Regions from separate parts of the Mus musculus genome. Here region 2 is linked to region 1. The links are chromatin contacts, found by Hi-C or POLR2A ChIA-PET in ENCODE. All regions are on one chromosome and are shown on one strand. Each heading gives the region's core, a stretch centred on a gene start or an enhancer-like site at or near the end of the contact. The rest is flanking DNA. Distances are from core to core; before and after follow the strand shown.

The links. A loop is a pair of places that touch in the nucleus more often than their neighbours do. ChIA-PET counts read pairs that join two places held with the same protein, here RNA polymerase II (POLR2A).
Region 2: a map of left cerebral cortex shows a loop between it and region 1 (9-fold over the local background). The contact joins the enhancer-like site here to the promoter of Adssl1 in region 1. A Hi-C loop is called at or near these places in 3 of 37 maps with a recorded cell type or tissue (left cerebral cortex and v-Abl transformed pro-B cells). POLR2A ChIA-PET finds 5 or more read pairs at or near these places in 3 of 5 experiments (Patski and embryonic stem cell).

What each region holds. Positions count from the first base shown.
Region 1 is chr12:112,616,745-112,624,536 of GRCm38, reverse strand. It overlaps Adssl1 (adenylosuccinate synthetase like 1), which reads right to left and starts at 4,490. Exons shown (of 13, transcript NM_007421.2): 1 at 4,227-4,490. The coding sequence starts at 4,418.
Region 2 is chr12:112,573,531-112,581,322 of GRCm38, reverse strand. No RefSeq gene overlaps it. Among named protein-coding and RNA genes, the nearest start is that of Inf2, 11 kb to the left of the region's middle. Within about 2 kb of position 4,347, at least 2 of the 3 ENCODE cell types and tissues checked have a DNase peak (open chromatin) inside an H3K27ac peak, as active enhancers do; they include left cerebral cortex, where a contact is called at or near this core.

The sequences.
Region 1 (7,792 bases), core at 3,241-5,740:
GGTCCCAACCTCTGCTTTGCCCTGCAATTATGACCCATAGCTTCCGTGTGAGGCAGGGAAGGGTTCTGGGTGCAGGCCCTGTAGGGACATCCTCTGGCTGGGCTGCATATGCAATGGTTGTGGACATGCACGGCAGAAACCAAGACTCCTTTCCTCTGCCTATCCATGCCTAACACACAGCTGCAGAGCCCACCTGCCCCCACAGCCCTGAGATCCCACCCACAAGCTCCAATGATTTTCCTACAGTCACCCCATCTTGTGGCCATCTGGACACAGCTCCTTTGGACTACCCAGGGCCCTGTCAGTGCAAAGACCCTAAGCAACGCAGAGGACCTCAGGACTGGATGTAACCAACTAGTGTCCCGGTATCTCCTTTCAGGACAGTCCCAGGGCCCTGCTGGACAGAGACCTGGAATAGATACCCCCACCCTGCCTACTTAGGCTCCTCCATCCAGGAAGCCTGTGTGTGGATGCAGGGTACCCACAGCACATGTCTGGGGCTTTCCTAATTCTCTCCCTATCTTTGTCCTCCAGGTCCCTGGACAGGGTGCTGTGGCATTTGCCTTCCACCAGGGGGTGCTCTGGGCCCCTGCTTTCCAGTCTATCGCCTTCCTATTCTGGCCTGATTATCTGTAGGTTCCTGGTAGGGTACAGAGAGGTGACTGAGATAGCCAGGAGGCCCCTGGGTAATTAAGACCTCTGCCTCTTCACAGACAGCAGGGAAGGACTCTGTGTAAGTGACATGTGTGTCGATGTGCTGTGCACACAAGGGGCAAGCTGAGGAATAGGCATTTAGCTCCCAGGGCTCCTGCACCTCTGCTCTGCTTCACCTCAGCATCTGCTCCTTCAGCATCTGCAGGGGTTTCTGCTCACCACAGCGATATCTCTCCTCTGTACGCGCTGGCTGTCCCTCAGGCCTTGGGTGGAATGTCCTGTGTGCTTGCAGGACTGAGCCTAGTTACTAACATGTCCCAAGCTCCACCGTCTAGTCACTGTCCCGCTCCTGTCCATGCTCACAGACATACAACTCACTTGCTTCTTTCCTTATAGGGAGAAACAGGTCTGGGCAGGAATATAAAGATCCTTCCCAAGGTGATGTGTGGCTATGTGACCCTTGGAGTCCTGTCCCGGAGACACTGCTTGGCCATCAAAGCCATCAACAAGGGCAGGAACAGGAAGACCTGGTTTTAGAATCAGCTCCAGACATTCCCAGCACAAGGCTGTGGCTCCTCTCACCCGCCAGAGGCTGCCTGAGCAGCCTGGGGTCCAAGGTCACGTGTTTCCCATTATGATCCCTTGAGGAAAGTGCCAGAGGGCCTGCAGACTGCATGGAGGGTCCCAGCATGGAACCTCAGCTCTAAGTGTGCCACTTGCCACTCTACTAGAGAAGCCTTGTGGTCACAGCCCTGGCTATTTACTACTGCCTGGGGGCCAGCTCTTCCACAAGGCTCAGCTCGACAGCAGCCCCAGAGAAAGATTACTGTGGGCATAGAAGGGAGAGCCTAGAGTAGCAATGGAATGCATGAGAAGATAGTGGCCAGCATGCCCTTCAGGTAACAGGTACGTCAGACCCATCTGAAGGAACATCTGGACACAGCTGGACAGTCAGGCGGCCGAGGAGGAAACATGGAGGACTCAGAAAGTGGAAGCCTCGGCAGAGGTGCCTGGGGCTCCAAGGGAGAGGAAGAGAGACCCTGAGCAGGAGGTCAGGAAGACTTGCCTGGAGGTGAGTGAGGAGTGGATTTAGTAGAGGAACCAGAGAGGAAGACAATGCAGCCCCCAGCAGCCTCAGAGATGCAGGGTAGAGGAAGACTGACTGTGTGTCAGGAGGGGTGGGGCATGGACCGAATCAGAGCAGGGACACCGGGAGAAAGAAGAATGCAGGCTGGACTCCAGGCCAGAGATGCTGGCTGGGGGTGCTCCTAGGGACTCAGCATTACATTCTGACCCATACACCCTCTATTAATCAAGGTAGCAAAGCAAGAAATGAGGGTACCTGGCAGGGCTGGGCAGAGTCAGAGCCCAGGGTAGTGGAGACCAGCAACAAGTGTCTGTGGACATGGAAAAGTGTGGAAGCCAGATCTGGAGGATGGCTCCATTGGCTCAAAGGGTTAGGTGGTAGGACAGCTCACCCTCCAGAAGCCCAAGGAACGGGTAGCCTAGCTGGCTATACAGCATTTTTAGGTAGCGAACTTACTGGGGGAGAGGGGGGACACTTGATTTGCATTCTTGTGTTTGCCAGCCCTTTGGCACGGCTTTGGGCTTGGCCTCTGGAGCCTTCATTTGGTTCGTGCACCCATTCAAAGCCAGAGGCAACTTACCTAGCCCCCCACCCTGCCAGCCTCTGATCACACAGGGCTGGCCATAGGCACATAAGATCAGGGAAGATATGGGAGGCCACAGGCAAGCAAAGAGGTCCCCGCCAAGGGGAAGGACAAGTGCAGGAAACCAGAGTAGTCACCAAGTGCTTGCAATGACTCAGGGGCTGGGCACTCAGGGAAAGGACTGGAGTTGATTTCCAGAGGGCTTGATGGAAGGCTGACTCTTCTGCCTTGTCCATGAAGTGGGGGGAAAGAGGACAGGTCTCTTGGCTTATGATAAAGGCTTCAAGGGACTCAAAGGAACAGTTAGTTTGGTTCTTCAACTTTTCTGAGCCTCAGTTTCCCAACCTGTAGAGGAGCTCTGTGGGAGGCTCCTGACTTGCTAGTTCACGAGAGACTGGAAGAGAAACATGTCTCTATTCTCATATTCCTCAGGGGAACACCTGTTTGGGTCTGCTGGGGAGGTCAGGTGGTGGGAGAGATAGCCCCTCTGAGTGGGTGACTGTGACCCTGTGCTGATCCTTGAATGTCCTGTCAAGAAATGGGGATCTGGATCTGTCATGGTGACTTGGGCATAGAGCAGGGATAGCTCATCTTCACCCAGAACTGTGTCCGCAGAAGGAGACGGAGCCTGGGACCATCGAGGCTCACCCCTGACAGTGCTGACCAAACCCAGCAAGTTGTGTGGAAAGACTGTAGGCGCCACAGGAGCAAACGGCTCTGAGGAAGGGTGGGGGCTTTGGTGCTGGGTCGCTGGAGAGCAGGACTCCAGACCGCTGGGAGTAAATCCCAGTTACATACACATAGCTGGACAATGCATGCAAGGTGTAGGGCTTAGGAGGCCCAAGGTCTGTCCTTAGGACCTAGAGACTTCAAGGGAGAGGGGTGAACAGGGTGAGAGAGCAGGGTAGCTCCTCATTCTTAAGAGAGTTTCCAGAAATCCTCATCCCCAGCTGGGCAAATGTGGCCCAGGGAACCAAGCTATGCCTCCGGAGGCCTCCTAGGAGTCCTCGGGAACTCAGCAAGAAAGCCACAGAACCAGGGAGACAGAACTCCAGCAGGTGTTCCCACCTTCATTTGGGTCAGCAGCCATAAGTGTGGCTCCAAACCCAGTATCACAGAGTATCTTCCCTCAAACCGAGCCCTCTGTGCTGAGGATGGCACCGCAGAGGCAGTGTGGCTGTTAGCTGCAGCTCAACACCACAGAGACTTAAGGAGAGCAGGCAGCTAGCCCTAGGAGAGTACCCACCCGCTGTCCAGAGTCAGTCAGAACAAATGTGGGTGCTCAGAGCACTTTGCAGCTGGCCAAGGGCACAAAGACTGTCTCTGGCCTTCTCTGAGCACTACCAGCCACCGGGTCACACCCTGCCCGGGAAATCTGTGACTCCTCCTTTCTCCATGTCAGCCAGACCCCTTTGAACTCTGCTTTAGGCTCCTGACCCTGCGTTCCTCTAGGTTAGAAACCTATCTTCATCCTGTCTCTGCCTGGCTGACTCGCCGAGGACACCCCCCTTCTCAGAAAGCAGCTCTCACCCTTTGCTGCATCTTAGGGTACCTCGACCCACCCCGTTGGGGCTTTCCCCACTGGAGGGCCCACCATCACCGCCCTGGAACGCCCTACCCCTGAGGATCCCATGTCCTCAACTCAGCGACTTATATTTTTAGCTCGGGCTCCTGCCATTGCCCTGGGGAGGAGGTGGGTGGGTGGTGGGAGGCCAAGAGCTTTGTGTGAGAGGGTGTGTGTGGGAAGGAGGACTTAGGCAGTGGGGAAGGTACTCCTGGGAGGGAGGAATCCAAAAGGCTGTGACCCACTCAGGGCACAGGAGGAAGGGGTTCGTCCGGATCCCGGGGAAGGGGAGAGGCTCGCTGGGCAGGTTAGGGAGGGACTCGGCGCCTGGCCCGCACCTGGCAGCGACTGACGATGTCGGCGTCCGTGGCCAGCAGGTCCACCACCTTGCCTTTGCCCTCGTCCCCCCACTGCGCGCCCAGCACCACGGTCACGCGGGAGCCTGTCGCCGCCGCCTCCTGCTGCAGCCGCCCCCTCTTGACTCCGCCTGTGCCGGGGGGCCGGTCGTTGGAGGCTCGGGTCCCGGACATGCTGGCTTAGCTCCTCTGCTGCTCTGGGCCAAGCGAGAGCCCGCCGCCGCCAGAGCTCTCGCTCCATTAAATGCGGACGCCTAGAGAGGGGGGCGGGCCGGGGGCGGGTCCTGCGCACGCGGTGACGCACCTCGGTGACCTGCGGCCACAGCTCCCTGTCCCTGCCGCTGTCGCTGCAGATGGCGCGCACTTAGGGTGCTAGACGCCCCGACACGACTTGGGCAAGCAGATGACTCAGAACACCCTAGGACGTGAGAGGTGCCAGTGCTGCACGACCCGGACTCTACCCCTGCCCACTGGCCTGCTAGGACTAGGGTTTGGGGTTGCACAAACAGCGGAGGAGGCTGCTTTTTCCGGGGCAAGAGAGCGGTTAACAAAAGCAGAACCACAGATGTTTCTTTGCCGTTAATCTGGAGGATCTGCCTGCGGGATCACCTGTTTTCCCGTCTTGAACCTCGAGTCCAGGACCAGGAACGGTTCTCCTGAGAGCCGCCCAGAAAGTCACCTTAACTAAGACGATCTCTCTCCACCAGGCCACATAGTCACCCCTGCTGGCCCAGGATATGCAGCTCTTGGGTGGCTGTAGCTAGCTACTAGCCCAGCGCCAAGTGTAAGATGAAGTACCCACATCCGCTCGGGGTCAGAGCAACTTGAGGGACACAGGAGCAGAGGAGGATTCAACTTTCCAAGAGACCTCGGGGTCGATGGTTTCTGCCACTCAGTCCAGACTGGAAACAGGGACAAGGGAAAGTCCTGAGGCTGGGAGGCCTGTGTGGCATGCTCCCCCCAGCCCCCCACTGGTGCGTGTCCTTCCAGGGTGTGCTAACTGACCCCTGGGACAGGTTCACAGAGCAGTCAGGCTCCTAGTTGTCCTGGGGGCAGTTCGCAGGACTGTCACAAGACCAGTGAGACTAGACACACCCTCTGGGGGACTGACACCCCCCCTCCCCCAGCTTGGGGAAGAGAGGCTATTCCCAGTCAGCCTCAGCCACACTGCTGCTACCCTCCCTGGCTGTGCAGGTCATGGTGGTCTGTGTCTTCTGTTTCACATAGGGACATAGACACTCTCTTCAGTTGCTATGGCTGAAGCAGTCAGGGCCTCGGATCTGGACACTACTTCTTAGAAGAGCCTTACAGTCTTTGTGTGCAGATTACAATATCCTTCTCTACCTCACTCAGTGCCACAGTGGGGAGGGGGCAAGCGAGTAGACGTGGCATCTAGAGTTAGTGGTTCAGGCCAAGATCTCCTGAGCAGTGGCTGGGACAGGCAGAAATCCCTGATAAGGTCTTTCAGGAAGGTGTGCTCAGAAGGCAAAGCAGGCAGAGAAGGCTGATGCAGGAACGGAGACAAGGGGTAAACAGGAGAATATGGGGGGGGTTGTCACAGGAGGAAGGGTAGGGGGCACAGCAGCTTCTGAGGACTGAGGGAGGAGAGAGGCTGGCAGAATGTTACACAGGTCAATGAACTTTTTCTCCAGGTGAGAAAGATTATGCTTTAAGAATGCCAGTGTTGAATGTCACTTTGGTCAGGTCACTTTAATGCTTGCCCTTGTCCCCTTGGGAGGTGTTGCTGCAAGCCTGAAAGGAATCCTGGCTCCCTTTCCTGGGGGGAACCAGGGGTTCTTGGTGAGAGGTATTTAGGGTTCAGAGGGACCTACTATGGGGGCTTAGACGGGTCCTGGGCACTGAGGCTTCTAAGCCTGAGACTATAAATAGCCAAGGGCCCACATAGAACGGGGAGGGCTTTTCTAAAAACAGCTTCACTCAGGCTCAACAGCTGGGACCCTGCCAGTCACAAGGCTCAGCCGGAATTAGCACCCCCACCCCCTCAGTGAGCCCAGCCCGGGATGGTGGGCAGTGTAGCAGCTGCTAAGTTTGGGGGGAGTCTGGCTTTGCAGCTGTGTGACCTCAGACAAGTGACTTCTGCTAAGCTTTGCATAGGCTTAGAGGGAGGGCACGCAGGCACAGCGCCACCTATGGTTCCCTCTGGGTTATCAAGAGACACCGCCACACAGACAATGCACATGATCTGGCACCCATGAGCCTTTGCAAGGAGGTTCCAGGGGCTTCATAGCTGCCACTGGGCTGGGTTTTCCCAGGTCTGTTAGCCACGAGGCCGACTTCCAGAAAGCAATGGGGAGGAAGGCTGGGGAGGCAGTGCTCTCCGTCCTCCCCAGGCAGGTGAAGTGCTGACCTTGCAGGTTTGCCTGATGAGATAGGTAGGCATTCCACCCCAGGTGCAGACCGTTCACAACTCAATACCTGGGAACTCCAGAGTGTGAAGATGGAGCTGACAGAGCTAGGCTGCAGAAGCAATCGCCCAAGGAACCAGCAAGACTGTTTATAGTAAAAGGCACTTGCCACCCTTCCACTGGGTCCACACAGAAGGAGAGGACAATTCTCAGAAGTTGTCCTCTGATCCCCACATGAATGCGGTGGCAAACACACTCCCGCACCAGTAGTTAAAAAAAATTAAAAGTATCCCTGGTGGGAATAAGGTAGCAGCTTTGGGAAAGTCTTTTAAAAAGTTATAGTTACTCCCAGCCTGCAGCCCAGGTTAGGTGTGTACGGCAGAGATATAAATGGTTCACACCAGGCCTATCCCGCCCTTAGCACCATTCACACACCCTCAGATGGAGTCCCCCACACAGAAGCTGTTGAATGGGAAAAAGGAACTCACTCCAGCCGGTGACACACTGTGACTCAGCCGTGAGCTGCGAAGTGCTGCCCCACGGCTCTCAAGAACAACCGGAAGCAGCCAGCCACAGTTTCAATACCTCTATTTATATGGCATGCTTGGAACGGGCAAACCCAGAGAAAGCCAGATGGTGGGGCTAGGGCCAGAACAGTAGATGCTTGTGAGTACGAGGGGATTCTTCGGTAGTGGAAAACCTGGATCATGAATTTGAAATTTTTTTGTGTGTGTATGCGTGTTTTGACTGCATGCATTCTTGTTGCTCACAGAAGCCAGAAGAAGACATCAGGCTCCTTAGGACTGGAGTTATGCATGGCTGCCATCTGCCATGTGGGTGCTGGGAATACAACCTGGGTCCTCTGCAAGAGCAACCGGTGTGCTGAACCGCTGAGCCATCTCTTTAGCCTTTTTGATCATAGTTGCTGGCCATCACACGGCCATTTGACTGGCAGAAGAGGTTTGCAGAGTGCGGGGTGAGGTTCCCACAATGCAAATTAGCCATCACACCATGACAGTGTGGAGCCATCTGCCACTTGCCCCTGTCTGGTCTTAGTTCCCATCTCCTTCCCACCACCACCTCCCCAGGGCTTGAGAACCGTCGTCGGCAGATGCTTGGGGAGTGGCTGAGTCTCTGTTTACACAGAGAAAGGAGGCTGCGGCTGACTGACTGAGAAGTAAG
Region 2 (7,792 bases), core at 3,098-5,597, 43 kb after region 1:
CTCCTGGGGATTGGGGTGGTTGCACAACACACAGTCTGAATTAAGTGAGTTTAGAACATCTAGTTCTTACACAATGTCAGCCCTCCTGCCTTACTTCTAGACAGGAAGCTATGACTGTTCTCATCCAGTTTACTTCCCAGCCTGATGGGACCCACTGCCCTGTTTATGGGTGAACGCTGGCATGTGACCTTTCCTTACCTGCCTGACACCCGGGCACCTCTAGCCCCTGCCTCAGGACACCATGCACTGAACCCACCTGCTTATCCCAGGTAACACATGGCTTGCTCCTGCTTTGCCCCAGTCACTTCTGAGCTTTGCTTTCAGGGGAAAGGGTCCTTTGTATCTTAGTTCTCCAGGCAGGGACAACGTTTTCCACCTTGAATTGGAGGACCACCCCTTATGTTATTGCCAGCTAGCAATCTACCCGGGATGCAGCTCTCCCATCTCTCTCCTGGGCCTGCACACATCTGTTGCTCCCTCCCTCGGCTTGCAACCTGCTTGCTGCCTCTCCAGCTGGTATCTCACTTCTGTCTGTCCACTGATGCTTTATTACCTTGGCCTTATTTGCAAATGAAATAGATTTCAAATTCTCATTCATTACCTGTGATGTCAGGATAATAAGGGACAGTTGCTGGCCTGGTGCTACTCACCAGGCTTCAGGACATCTCTGTGCTGAGTCCCCAGGGTCCCAGGGGTGAGGTGGGCCAGGTTCTGGATGCTATACTGAACCCTTCCGCAGTGAGTCGTTCTTGGGTATACCCCTTCCCACAAGCACCAGACCCCCAGTTGTGATGGAGCCGGAGCCCGGTCTGCTGTCTGGGAACTAGGGAAAGCTATGCCAAGCTCTGTGGGATAAGTCCTCCCAGAGGCTCTTCCTCTGCACACTTTGCATGTTAGCACTTATCTGTCCGACAGATCGATGCTCACAAAGTCCATGCTGGAAAAGGGTGTGAAGAGCAGGCCGGCCCTTTCGGTCGTCCTCACAAGCTCCATTTTCTTCGGTGGGGACAACGACACCCATCTTCCCTTCCCATCTCTAGTGGGTGTTTGTATCATTTGCCCCCTCCAGTGTCTGGTTCCAGGAGTTTGCCCAGCGAGTCAGTGTAACATTGGTATCAGGAAATGAGCTAGTGTTGCCGGCAGAGCCTGCGCCCCCAGAGCCAGCAGCTCCAGTCAGAGGCACCCTGCTCCTTGGCCTCTGCCTCAGAAAATAATTTCAGGATGAGTCAAAGCAAAACAAAGCTAGTAAAATTATTTTTCAAAGCAGAAAGACAAGAGGTACTTAAAGAGAGCCAAATGCAGAAGTAAGGAGAGGATGGCTTCCATGCGCCTCAGTGACCACCCCTGGGATCCAGGGCTCCGAACTTCGTTATCTGCAACTAAGTTTACATGTTTGGGAATACATGCACTGGTCTATCTTTAAAAAATACTTTAGTTATTTTGGTTATATATGGGGAGGCAGGGTAGGATGTGCATGTGCCTGCAGAAGTCAGAAGCATGGCTCCCTGGAGCTACAGTTACAGCCCACTGTGAGCCACCCCCCCCCCATTGTTAGCTCTAGGATCTGAGCTAACCAATCCTCAGGAAGAACAACACTCACATTCCCAACTGCTGAGCCAGCGTCACCGTCCCTCTTTTTTAATGAAAAGAAAATGTCTTCACACTCATTTGTTTGTGTGTCTGCTTGCACGCACATGCACTTCTCTGAGCATACATGCCACAGTGCACGTGCAGAGGCCAGAGGCTAACTTGTGGGAGTGAGCTGTCCCCTTCCATCAGGGTCCTTAGGACTGAGCTCCGGGCATCAGTCTGGGCAGCAAGTGGCCTTCCCTACAGAGCCACCCTGAAGGCTCTGGTCCTTTCCTCTGCACAGAATTCTGCCCTTAAGGAGATCTTCTTGAGACGGGAGGAGGGGGTGCCAGGAGAGACAAAACCTTGGTGAAAGAGACCCTGCTTAGCAGGACAGGAGGAGGCTGGACTCGAGGACTAGTTCCTTGGCCACCTTAATGATCTGTAATGTTTCTCAAAGGACAGGGCTGGTCTGTTGTAGGTGGACTGCTCAATTATATCAAAATTCCTGTGTGCTAGACCATAAATGGTGAGGATCAGAATTTAAGCCAGGGGCCCTTTCCCTTTTCATGTCTCCTCTTTCCTGTCTCAAGCATTGTTGAGTGTCCTTGGCAGGAGGCCTGCTGGGTGGTCTGTAGTCAGTGAGGCCAAGGAGTAAGCCTTCGATGCAGTTACCCCTCCTCACTGTCCTTTGCTTTGCTTCTTGGGCTTGCGTCTGGTCTGTCCAGCCCCATACAGTTGAGGGGCGGGGGAGGGACAGGGACAGGGACAGGACACACAAGTGCATACTGCACCAACTCAGCTGAGTTGATGGCCCTTCATGTGTTGGTGAGTGGATGGCTGTCTCCTTTTCTGGAAGTTGATGACTCAGGGTTGAGTCATCTCCCACCTCCCCTCCCTGTTGTTGCAGCCATACTTGTGGCTCACTGGATCATGGAGTTGGGGAGGGCAGGCACCAACTGACCACTGAGACACCACTGTGTGCTGGGCTGCAAAAGCTCCTTCCCCAGAGCTTGGCCTAGGGGATTCTCAGAGGCAGGAAGTGCTCTGTTGTTTGTGTGCCCAAAGGTCTAGGCCTTCTCTCTGTTCCTGACAAGATACTTGGCCCCAGGCAGGTACCTACGATGCTGGGAGCTATGGTCTCTTAGGCCGTGGGTCAGGATGATAGAAAGTCAGCTTCTAGCCTCCAGAGGCTGCTGGGGAGCCACCTGGAGATATGTGTCAAGTCCTGCAGGCTCTGCCCAGCTGTGGCAAGGAGAATGGGCAAGATGCCTAGACCAAGTAGAGACAGGAGAAGTGATCAGGAGCCCAGCCAAGGACGTGGCTGAAGTCTAGTGGTTGGGGTGGTTGGAACTTTCAGATGTGGCTCAGGGAAGGCACAAGCCAAGGGCTGAATCAGTGGGAAAGGGGGATTCATCCCAAAAGCAGGGGAAAGGCCCTGTGTGATGGCCTGCTGGTGAGAGGCTGAAGACGGACAGACAGACAGGCAGAAAGCAGGGCTGGGCAGCTGAGAAATAGCAGATCGCTAGGTGTGAGCAAGCTTGAATCTTAGCACAACTGGAGGGGGAATGGCGGGTGTGTGTGTGTGTGTGTGTGTGTGTGTGTGTGTGTGTGTGTGTGTGTTAGCACAACTGGAGGGGGAATGGCGGGCATGTGTATGTGTGTATGTGTGTGTGTGTGTGTGTGTGTGTGTGTGTGTGTGTGTGTGTGTGTGTGTGTGTCTGATTCCCAACTGGTGTAATAAAGGGAGCATGGGCCCACTAAGCTTGAAGGGAACTCTGGGCATGCTAGGGGCAGGCACTGTGGTCAGCTCACTGAGCTAAGGGTTGCAGTGTTATCTCCTATGTTGTCTTCCCTCAGGGTCCCAGCTCTCTCTGCTCAGCCTATGACCCTGGGAGCATGTTCAGAATGGCTGAGGTCCCTGGGAGTGACTTACTCCCCTGCAGCCCTTGTCAGGCCTGGTTCTGAAAAGACAGACCCAGAAGACACAGCACACCTGGCTTTGTAGTCCATTCTCATTTACCCAGCCATGGGCTAACTGCTCAAGTCCAGAGCAGGAGTGGGGACTCCCTCCTCCTGCCCTGCTTGTAGCAGGTCTTCAGCTTGCAGTAGCAGGCACTGGGTCTCAGGAGTGGCTCTGCCCAGCAGATGTGGCCAGCTCTCCATGGAGAGGTGAACTCGGTAGCTGGGCTGGCTCAAAGGTAGATCCACATCTGCTTATCACTGAACAGGGCTTTGGTGGCACAGACATCAGGTCCTCTCAGCAGTCAGGACAGCAGGGCAGCTTATTATTCCTGACTACAAATGGGGAAACTGAGGCTGGTATGGCTGTCAGGGAGGAGACTTTGAAGTTGATATGACTTGAGTGTGCCCAGCTGAATACAAGCCTCAAGTGTAGCTGTTGGGGGAACTTCCTTGGGCACGTGGCATGAGAAGGGGCCACAGCTCAAAACCAGGGTGGCAACCTAGATCCAACTGGGCTTCTAAGTGCTTCCAGGCGGAAGGCCTCTTATCAGGGCCTCTGGGCAGGGCCTTGGCACAGGCCTGCCACAGGTAGACTTCACAAAGTTGGGCTGGGTACCTGGGTTGGGTACCTGGGCTGGGTACCTGAGGCTGGGCTCCTGCCACCTCCAGCTCTGTGTCTAGGGAAGGGACTTGACCACAGGCCGGTTTCTGCAGCTGTTTTCTAGGACTTTGTGGGTGGGATGAAGGGTGAGGAAGGTTCTCAGTTCCCGGCTGGGATCAAGGCCTGGTCTGCCTCTCCCCTCAGCATTCCACACTGGCCACACCTCCTGCTTCTGAACACTCCCGGGGTTTTACACTCCCAGTGTTTTCCAGTGTCCTTGTGCTTTCAGGAACCTCCTCCTCCTCCCTGAGCCTTGCCTGCCTAACTGCTCTTTTTTACTCAGCTCTGGAGCAGGGTGGTCATCTGAGGCTCCACTGCACACTTCAAGGAACCCAACAGGAGGGCTGGAGGCTCCCTAGGTGGCTGCTCAGGTGCCCTCTCCCTCCCAGGCTGAGGTCCTGGAAGGGACTGTCAGGGGGCTTCACGCATAGAATTGTTGAGGGGCCAGTTCTGGGGAGCCCCGAGGGAAGAGAGCCAGCTGGGGGAGGGCGTGGGGGTGGAGACAGGCTGGTCTGGGGGCTGAGGAGAAACTGCCTGGCTGAGTCACGCTCCCTCCGGAAAATGAAGGAAGAGGAGTTTCCACCAGCTGTCTCCCCAGGAAGAGAAGGCAGAGGGCGGGGGAGAAGGGGAGGATCTGGGAGAGCCAGGAAGCTCTCTAGCTGCAGGATAAGATGTTTTCCCCACTGAAGCTCCCCATCTGGCTCCTATATCTCACCCCAACCTAAGCCAAGAGGCAGGGCTCCTGATTCTGTGCAGGGAAATCCCAGGATTCTACCTAAGGGATTCTGGGGACTGCCCCGGGGGTTCTCTCTTGCCCAAGGTGTCTAGAATCTCCATGATCCTCCTGACCTCAATACATTCAGTGTGTCACCCTCCCCTGAAACACCAGCCATCCTCCTTCCTTAAAGGTCCGCTTGTCTCAAAGTCCCTGGGGCCAGACAATGCCTCTGTCTCTGCAGACTGGAGCCCCATCCTGTGGGGGTACAGACAGGTCTTTCCACAGAGTGGAAAGGGCAGGGTCTTTCTGACTGTAATCTTGAGAGTGGGGCAAGGTGTTCTTCTGGCTCTTCCTCCTCTAGCACACCTGCAACCATAAACACAGCCTTGTCTGCGTAAAAATCGTTCTTACAGTTAGTGGTTAAGATCAATCTAAGCCAGGAGCGTGGAGCTGGTATAATCCCAGCACATGGGAGGCTGAGGTCCTGGCACTGGCATGAGCTGGAAGCCGACTTGGGCTTCATATTATGAACCGAAGCTGCCAGATAACGTCGGTGTTGAAGTTGACACAGGGGTGACTGGCTGGAACTTCAGGATTGCAGAAAACTGGAATGTGCTGTTCCACAAGCAAATTATCTTGGGCTATCTTTATTTCCCTCAGTAGCCTTTTATTGCCCACCTCTATATCTTGCCTAAAACCCTTGTGACTACCAGGAAAAACTTTTGGAATATATTAACAGCCACCAACCTGAAAGTTAAGCATGCCATCAGAGAGCCTTTGAAACCTTTAACAAAGGTTGCCTCATATTGTAGCTGTCTGCCTTCCTGATAGTTCTATCAGTAAAGTACTTCATTGGCCTCCTCCTCCTCCTCCTCCTCCTCCTCCCCCTCCCCCTCCCCTTCTTCTTCCCCTTCTTCTCCTCCTTCCTCTTCTTCGAGGTCTCACTGTCTTGGAAGTTGGTATGCAGATCAGGCTGACTTCAAACTCACAGAGATCCTACATCATGTAGACTCCAGTCAGTCATGTAGACTCTACATCTACATTAAGAGCAGCCGGTACCTTAACCACTGAGCCATCTCTCCAGTCCCTAAATGCATTTGCTCAAAGCTACTCAGCTAATGACGAGCAAGCCAGGAACACAAAAGAATAGCTTTATTTATTTATTTTTAATTTATTGTTAGTTTTTTTTTTATGTGTATGATTGTTTTACTGTGTGTGTATCTGTACACCACATGTATGTCCGGTGCCCATGGAGGCCAGGAGTCGACATTGGATCCCCTGGATTGAGGTTACAGACAGTTGTGAGCTGCCATGCAGTGCTGGGAATCAAATCTGGGTCCTCTGGAAGAACGGCTAACATTCTTAACCACTGAGCCATCTCTTTACCTTCCAGCTTTAGTATTTAGAAAAAAACCAAGCTGGGTGTGGTGGTGAACGCCTTTAATCTCAGCAATTGGGAGGCAGAGGCAGGTGGATCTCTGTGAGTCTGAGGGCAGCCTTGTCTAAAGAGTGAGTTCCAGGATAGCCAGGAGTATATAGTAAAGAGACTCTGTCTCAAAAACAAACAAACAAACAAACAAAAATAAAATAAAATAAAATAAAATAAAATACCTGATTGATTGGAAACACTTGTGAGTATGGAAAGCATTAACAAAGAAGTTCTAAAGGTTCTTTTAACATCTGCTCAGTCCGGTAAGAAATAACAGTAGGTAAACTGCCAAACCTTATTCCTGAGAGAGTAGAGGACTGCACGCAATGGACACAGAGAAACTGCAGAAATGCGGTGTGCGTGGGAAGAAAACGTCGGGTCACAGCTCATTTGCATTTAAGTGGAGGGAACTGCAGGATTCCAGATACACATCTTACCAGAAACAGAGACATGGGCTCTGTCAACAGCAGCCAGGAGACAGCCCCACACAGCCACCAACAGCTCTGTCCCCTGAGGGACACCCACACAGGAGGCGATAGATCCTTGGCTTCAGCACAGAACTTCAGGGCAAGGTGCAGGGAAGCTAAGCTCGAGGGTTTATTAAGTATGTAAATGGAGCGGTACATAGGAAACAGCAGCACACAACCCCAAGGCATGGAAGCCTGCAGAGAGAGAGAGATCCAGGGCCGTAACCGAGCCTGTGGATTAAGTCCCATTTCTCAAAGAATGCCATGTGCAACCATGTCTAAAGCAACGCAAGGCTTAGGCTTCAAGGAAAGTTTAAATGTAAGTAAAATCTATGAGCAGGTTTGTTTCTCTCCTTTTAAAGATTTTCTTGTGTGAGTGCTGTTCTCGGGACTTGGGAGGAGCTGAGAGTAGGAGCAGGACAGGATTGCCAGGGTCCTGGGCTTCAGCAAGGAGAGCTCTTCCATTATTTGTTTATTGTATAGGCATTGCTGTTTTGCCTGTACACGTCTATGAGAGGGTGTCGGATCCCCTGGGACTGGGGTTGTAGACTGTGTGAGCTGCCATGTGGGTGCTGGGAACTGAACCTGGGTCCTCTGAAAGAGCAGCCAATACTCTTAACTGCCGAGCCATCTCTCCAGCCCCTATACATTTATCTATTTTAAAGGATTTGTCTATGTTATTGTTTTAAGATCCTGTGTATTTGTGTCTATCAGTGTGTGGGTATGTGCACATGAGTACAAGTGCCTGCAGAGGCCAAAAAGAGTAGCAGAGGCCCTGGAGCTACAGTTACAGGTGGTTGTGAAACACCCGAGCTGGGTGCTGGGAACCAATCTCAGGCCCTCTGCAAGAGTAACTCTTAGCCACTGTATCCACTGTATCCACTGTATCACCTCCCCAGCATCTTGTCTTGTCTTTTCTTTTTTCTTTTTTAAATATTCATTTATTTAATATATATGTCTATACTATCGCTGTCTTCAGACAC